Linked DNA regions of Homo sapiens: region 2 is linked to region 1. A link is an interaction called in ENCODE POLR2A ChIA-PET data of the cell type or tissue named here. Cell type or tissue: OCI-LY7. All regions are shown on one strand. Links, peaks and the distances in the headings refer to the core of each region. The heading gives the core; the rest is flanking DNA.

What was found. Peaks named below come from ENCODE experiments on the same cell type or tissue, not always from the same donor. Only the 100,000 strongest peaks of a DNase experiment are listed, where the experiment ranks them.
Region 2: POLR2A ChIA-PET joins it to region 1 with 10 read pairs; 3 of 35 experiments call an interaction of 5 or more read pairs at or near these places.

The regions. Positions count from the first base shown.
Region 1 is chr13:31,319,971-31,322,891 of GRCh38, reverse strand. All of the region lies in intron 13 of B3GLCT (beta 3-glucosyltransferase), which reads right to left. Among named protein-coding and RNA genes, the nearest start is that of B3GLCT, 120 kb to the right of the region's middle. In OCI-LY7, for the core only: no CTCF peak of the experiment used is centred there; DNase peaks (open chromatin) are centred at 701, 1,221, 1,771 and 2,091; H3K4me3 peaks cover 2,465 bases; H3K27ac peaks cover 2,500 bases.
Region 2 is chr13:31,370,973-31,373,893 of GRCh38, reverse strand. LOC124903148 (a long non-coding RNA gene) reads left to right here. Exons shown (of 3, transcript XR_007063745.1): 1 at 1-1,099; 2 at 2,596-2,798. Among named protein-coding and RNA genes, the nearest start is that of B3GLCT, 170 kb to the right of the region's middle. In OCI-LY7, for the core only: a CTCF peak has its summit at 1,222 (motif pointing right); a DNase peak (open chromatin) is centred at 1,233.

The DNA of each region.
Region 1 (2,921 bases), core at 192-2,691:
AGTGGAACTCCTACACCCAATCGGCCACGTTGGGCTCAAGCTACTGACTCCGGGAAAAGAGCACACATGAGAAGATGTGTTGACAGTAAATAGTAAAAATGCTTTTTTTCTTTTGTCAGCATCTAGTAAAATGAGAAAAAATGAGAAAGACTTTCATTTTTTTGATCCGCTCTCTGAAAAACTAACTTTATAGGAAGATGAAACGTGAGCATGAAATTTTAATATGTAATTATTTTATACTTTTGCCTACTCACACAGTCTTACATTAATTATTTGCATAAACTAAGTGAATATGAGCCGTTAATAACACTTGTTTATTAGCATGCTGATGAGTTCTTTCCAAATAAGGTTGCTCCCCAAAATGGAAAACTACCAGTCATATCATCGTGGGAAAGAACACTTGTCTGCTCTGGCCACCAACTATTAAACATTAAAAAGATGTTGAAAGGCTACAGGATTATTTTATTTCCTTCAATATACAATATACAAATGTTTAAAATAAGAAAAACTGAAATGGGAGTCTGGGACTTGCCCAAGAACACAGTGCAGATCAAGACGATGTAGGAAGGGAACATGCATGAGAAACATGCCTGCCCTTCCTGGCCTTCAGCCAATAAATAGGTCATGGCAGTCTCTCTGGGTAACACTGCCTGCGGCCTCTTCCGAGGACATTGCCCAACATCTTATTCTGGTGTAGTCATTTGCTCCCAAGGCTGCCAAAAAGGCTGATGATAGATAGCCTAAGCACAGCTTCCTACCTAAATGCACATATGTAAATAAGTATTTTCAAAAAGAAATGGTCAAAACATCACATGTTCTCACCTATAAGTAGGAGCTAAGTTATGAGGATGCAAAGGCATAAGAATGATACAATGAACTTTGGGAACTCGGAAGAGGGGTGGGGATGAGGGATAAAAGACTACACACTGGACACAGCGTACACTACTTGGGTGACAGGTGCACCAAAATATCAGAAATCACCACTAAAGAACTCATTCATATAACCAAACACCTCCTGCCCCTCAAAAGCCTGTTGAAATAATAAAAAAAAAATGGTCATTCAATTTATTTTCTCCAAGTACCAAAACTTTCATGGAGTAAGCAACAAAGTGAAAAACAGACACTTGGATTCAAATAGTACAAAGGTCTCATGCTCCAAACAACGCAAAATACCTACACAGAAACCACAGGAACCTACATGTCTGACTCGGCTCTGTCAAAACATCCTTACCTAAGATGGATGGTTTAAGGTAGTGGTTTTCAAAAACTTACTGGACTGTGACCCGCCATCAGAAAACAAGAAATTAATTTCACATTGCAACCATTTATATGTTTCATGTGTGAGTGTGCATGGGTATGTATAAAGCTGAAACAAAAATGTCACAAACAATACTTACCCTTATGACATGGAATGCACTCTGATATTTTCCATTTTATTCTATTCCACTCAATAGTTCATTAATTTAAAATGCTAGTCATGGTCCATGAATTGGTTTTACAAGCCACTGATTCTGACTTGCTGTTAAAAGGCATATTGGTTCTCAAGCTAGAGCATCAGAAAATTCTGCTGTAATACTAGAGAAACTATTCAACATTATGTCTTACAGCTTTTATCAAAGGTTGATGTAAGAGACAATCTCATGACGAATGTTCCTGCATCTTTGTAAAAGCGCTATTAAAGACAGAACATCACATTGGTCAATGTTAGCTATATAAAGATCAGTGCCTTGTGTTCATGGATTTGTTTATTCATTTATTCACTGTACCTTGAAAAACATGAGTCCCTATGCTAAGAAGCGAGGAAATAACGAGAAATGAAACACACAGGTGTTGCCTTCAAATAATGCATAATTTAAGTGGAAAATAGAAAAGTAAATAGGCAATTAAATGATAATGGTTTGCATAATATGCTATGAAAGTACATTAGAAATGCATTAAACCCAGATTTGAGAGGCTAGATTGGGCTAAAGGCATTCAAGAGTAAATGGTGATAGCTATGGTGAGTCCAAAAGAACAAGGAGGAACTAGACAGGCAGAAAGTTGGGGAAACAATGGTATGCAGAGACCAGCGAATGTCGTATCTTGGGAGGAGAGGAAAAAAATAGTGCTTCAGAGAAACTGAAACAAGTTCAGCAAGAGTTCTTTAAGATAAGGGTGTAGATGGATGAGGCTAGAAAGGTAAAACAGCATCTGCCAAGATCATGAGAGGTCTTATAAGCCTTGGAGTGCAGACTTGATCCTAAAGGCAATGGGAGAAGTTCTACTGCCAGTTAGGATATCAGAAGATGCAAAAGACTTTCATGCCATGGTAACACTCAAATAAAAATATTCAAATAACAGGAAAATCATATGTAATTATGAAATTGAAGAGAGGTGAATGACACGAAGCCTAGATGAATGAATTTCTAGAGAGAAAAATCCTTGCTAGGGGAGTAGCAAGACAGCCATGGCAGCTTTCAGCGGCAAACTGGGCCTGGTAAGTGGGTAGAAGACAAAACTTTTCTTGGGCTTTCGGGCCCAAAGCAGTGGCCTCAGCAACACCCAGGGAGGCTGGTAATCAGGCAAACTAGAGAAGATTAAATTGAGGACTCATCCCAGATCAACTTGACTCTTGTTAAAATCTAAATGATCATCTCTTTGTCTTAGATGTCAAAAGTAGAAAAAGGTTCACACTCTTGGAGAAAAGACAATGAGAAGCCACTGAGGGCCTCTGAGCAGAGGGGAGACAGGACCAGATCTGCTTTTAGAAAGGTCCCTTTGACTACAGTGTGGACAACAGCATGGAGTGGAGTTTAAGACCAAAAAGTAGGGGGAACAGGAGGCTGTGGCAGGAGCTCATATAGGATATGACAGTGACCTGGCTGAGATTACTGGAGGTAGAGAGAAGTATTGATGGAAGAGAGATTTAGGAAATAAAATGG
Region 2 (2,921 bases), core at 100-2,599, 51 kb before region 1:
TTGTCATTGTTGGATTCATGGGAAGCTCTGCCTCTCTCCACTTGGGCTGGTGAAGTTTGCAGTGGCCACTAAAGACCTCTCAGGCCAGCCCAAGCCTGCTGTGCCTGTTTCTGTGTTCTCTTTGGCAATTGCATTCTCTCTTTTGGACCCAGCTTCTTCCTACATGCTGTGGTCATCAGAGAGGTGTTTTTTAAACTGCAATATTTTCCTGGTTGGATTCATGGGAAGCTCTGCCTCTCTCCACTTGGGCTGGTGAAGTTTGCAGTGGCCACTAATGACCTCTCAGGCCAGCCCAAGCCTGCTGCACCTGTTTCTGTGTTCTCTTTGGCAATTGCATTCTCTCTTTCGGACCCAGCTTCTTCCTACATGCTGTGGTCATCAGAGAGGTGTTTTTTAAACTAATCTCAACAGCTAAATACAAACTCAGAAAGACTCTGTTGGACAAAAAAAAAAAAAAGGGCAGGAAGTGGGGGATGAGGTTTACATTTTAACATAAAAAGCTCCTGCTTGAAATTAGAGGCGAACTTTCCCCTTTTAGTCTAAAATATGTATACCTATCCATTCCTCATACAACGAGTGACAATGAGCGTCTCTCCAGCCTCCCATCCCATACATACTCTTGCCGTAGTCACCAATGACAAATATATTTGGTCAATTTTGTGCCTGTGATTAAAGCAAACCTCTATAGAGCAGGCCCTCAGGCCAACCCCGAGACTCCCCTGACCACCTCTAGTCATTTTGTTTCCTAACCTGCCCCTCCCAGTGTCCTGAGGCCCAACCTGTTGCCAACCATGACCTGGCCGAGTTTCTTGCTGGCCCCCATTTTGTCCTTTTCAGAAGGCCAGCAGAACCCAGCTAACAGAGCTAGTGCTTACAGGGAGAAGGGCCTCAAAGGTGGGGTAGACAGGATGTTGAACTCCAAAGTCGGTTAAAGTTAAGAGGGAAAAGTACCACTGCAATCTACAGAGGCAGGTTCAGAATTTGGAAATTCAGGTTTCCTGGAGAATCCCTCGGGCGGAAGTTCACACCTCTGGCAAAGGCCTCATGACACTATGGAAAGCTCACAGGTTTCGGTTCTTATTCTGCGGTGATCTGTCAGGTGAGTTTGGAGTGGCCACTGACATTCTAACCTCAGTATTTTATCTAGATTTCCAGGAAGTTGCGAGAAAGCTGCAGAGGGTAAACCCTGAGAACTTTGTGGCTCTAATGATTAGAAGTAGGGGCAAAAGAGACCAAGAGGGGGCACTGAGGTGTCAGCCTCAGGCAGTGTTAGCTCTGCACTCTGCTGTATAATACCTGCCAGTTCTGCATGGCCCTTCAAAGCTCCTGACACTGATGTTTCTGTTTCTGTGTCTCCTGACTTCTGTAGCTCATTAGGTCACTTGCTCCGAAGACATTCAGGACCCCCAAAAAGACAGCCCAGTGAAGGGCACTTCTTATCTGTTTTCATTACCATCGTATTTCCTAGCATGTTGAACAGCATTGAATAGAGATCTTCTCAGCTATGAAAAGGACACTGATGTCTAACACCGCAGCAGCCTCATTTTGTCATGTTTTCCTTTCTTTTGATTACTTTAAATTATTTTTAATTTTTTTATAAAAAATGCCTATCTTATAAGTTGTGTGACATTTCCCCACTTAAAAGCTTAGATGAAGCCCCATTGTCAACAAGTTAAATCCTTGGCATGAATTTTTTTGATTTTTTGTGATCTGGTCCAAGCTTTCTAATGTCACCTCCTGTCTCTTCCTCCCTCTCTGTGATGCTAATAATTCAGAGCTTATCAGTGAGGTCTGATGCTCAACAAAACACTCTCATATCTCTGATTTTGCTTATATTGCTGTTTCTTCTGTCTTCTGGAGAACATCTCCTCTGCCTGTAAAACATTCTTCTGCCATAATTTCTTGTAAATCACTTTATTACCCCACCTGCTTCATTTCTCCTTCAAAGGCACCTGGCCTCCCCACACCTCACTGCATACTCCCCCAAATCAACTTCATTTATTGTGGTTGTATACAGCCTTTTATTATTTAACTTTTCATATGTGTCTTATCGTTTCAACTGTTGGAAGTTTTTTAGGGCAAGAGGGATGGTTCTTAGATTACTTTTAGACCTCTCATGTTACCTGACACAGTATTACCCATACAGCTCTATAGTAAATATTCAATTAAAATCTAGTAGGAATAGACACCAGATGCAGTGGCTCACCCCTGTAATCTCAGCACCTTAGGAAGAAGAGGCCAGGGGATCGCTTGAGGCAAGATTAGAGACCAGCCTGGACAACACAGTGAGGCCCCTTCTTTACAAAAAATTTAAAAAGTAGCTGGGTGTGGTGGCACACACCTGTAGTTCCAGCTACTTGGGAGGCTGAAGCAGAAGGATTGTTTGAGCCCAAGAGTCCAAGGCTGCGGTGAGCTAGGATCACACCACTGCACTCCAGCCTGGGAGACAGAGCGAGTTCCCTGTCTTTGTATACTTATATGAATAGAAGGCATACCAATCAACTCCTTTGAAAATATACCCACCTTAAGTTTTCTTTCTAAACCTGCCACATCTATCTCTAACCAGGCACTTTTCCATCTTTTAACTACCTTCAGTGTTCAAAGTCAGTTGACCAACATCAGCTGTGTTGTGCATGACTAACTCTTAGGAAGGAGGTAACTGAAGCCAGTTTTGCAGACATGAACCAACGGCCAGTAGAAGTGTTCTGGACATTGGTGCATGAGTCCGTCCCACTGAGGTGGACTGAAACGCCGTGAAAGGAAAAAAACCAAGTGGCCTAAAGATACACCTTTAGTGAGTGAGTACAACAGTTAGAACCTCTCTAGCCATTCTTATTTTAGGTAGACAAATTGTGTTTATTAAAGTTTAAAAATGGAGTTTTGGAGAAAACAGAATAGGTAGCTCAATACAGCTTTGGTTT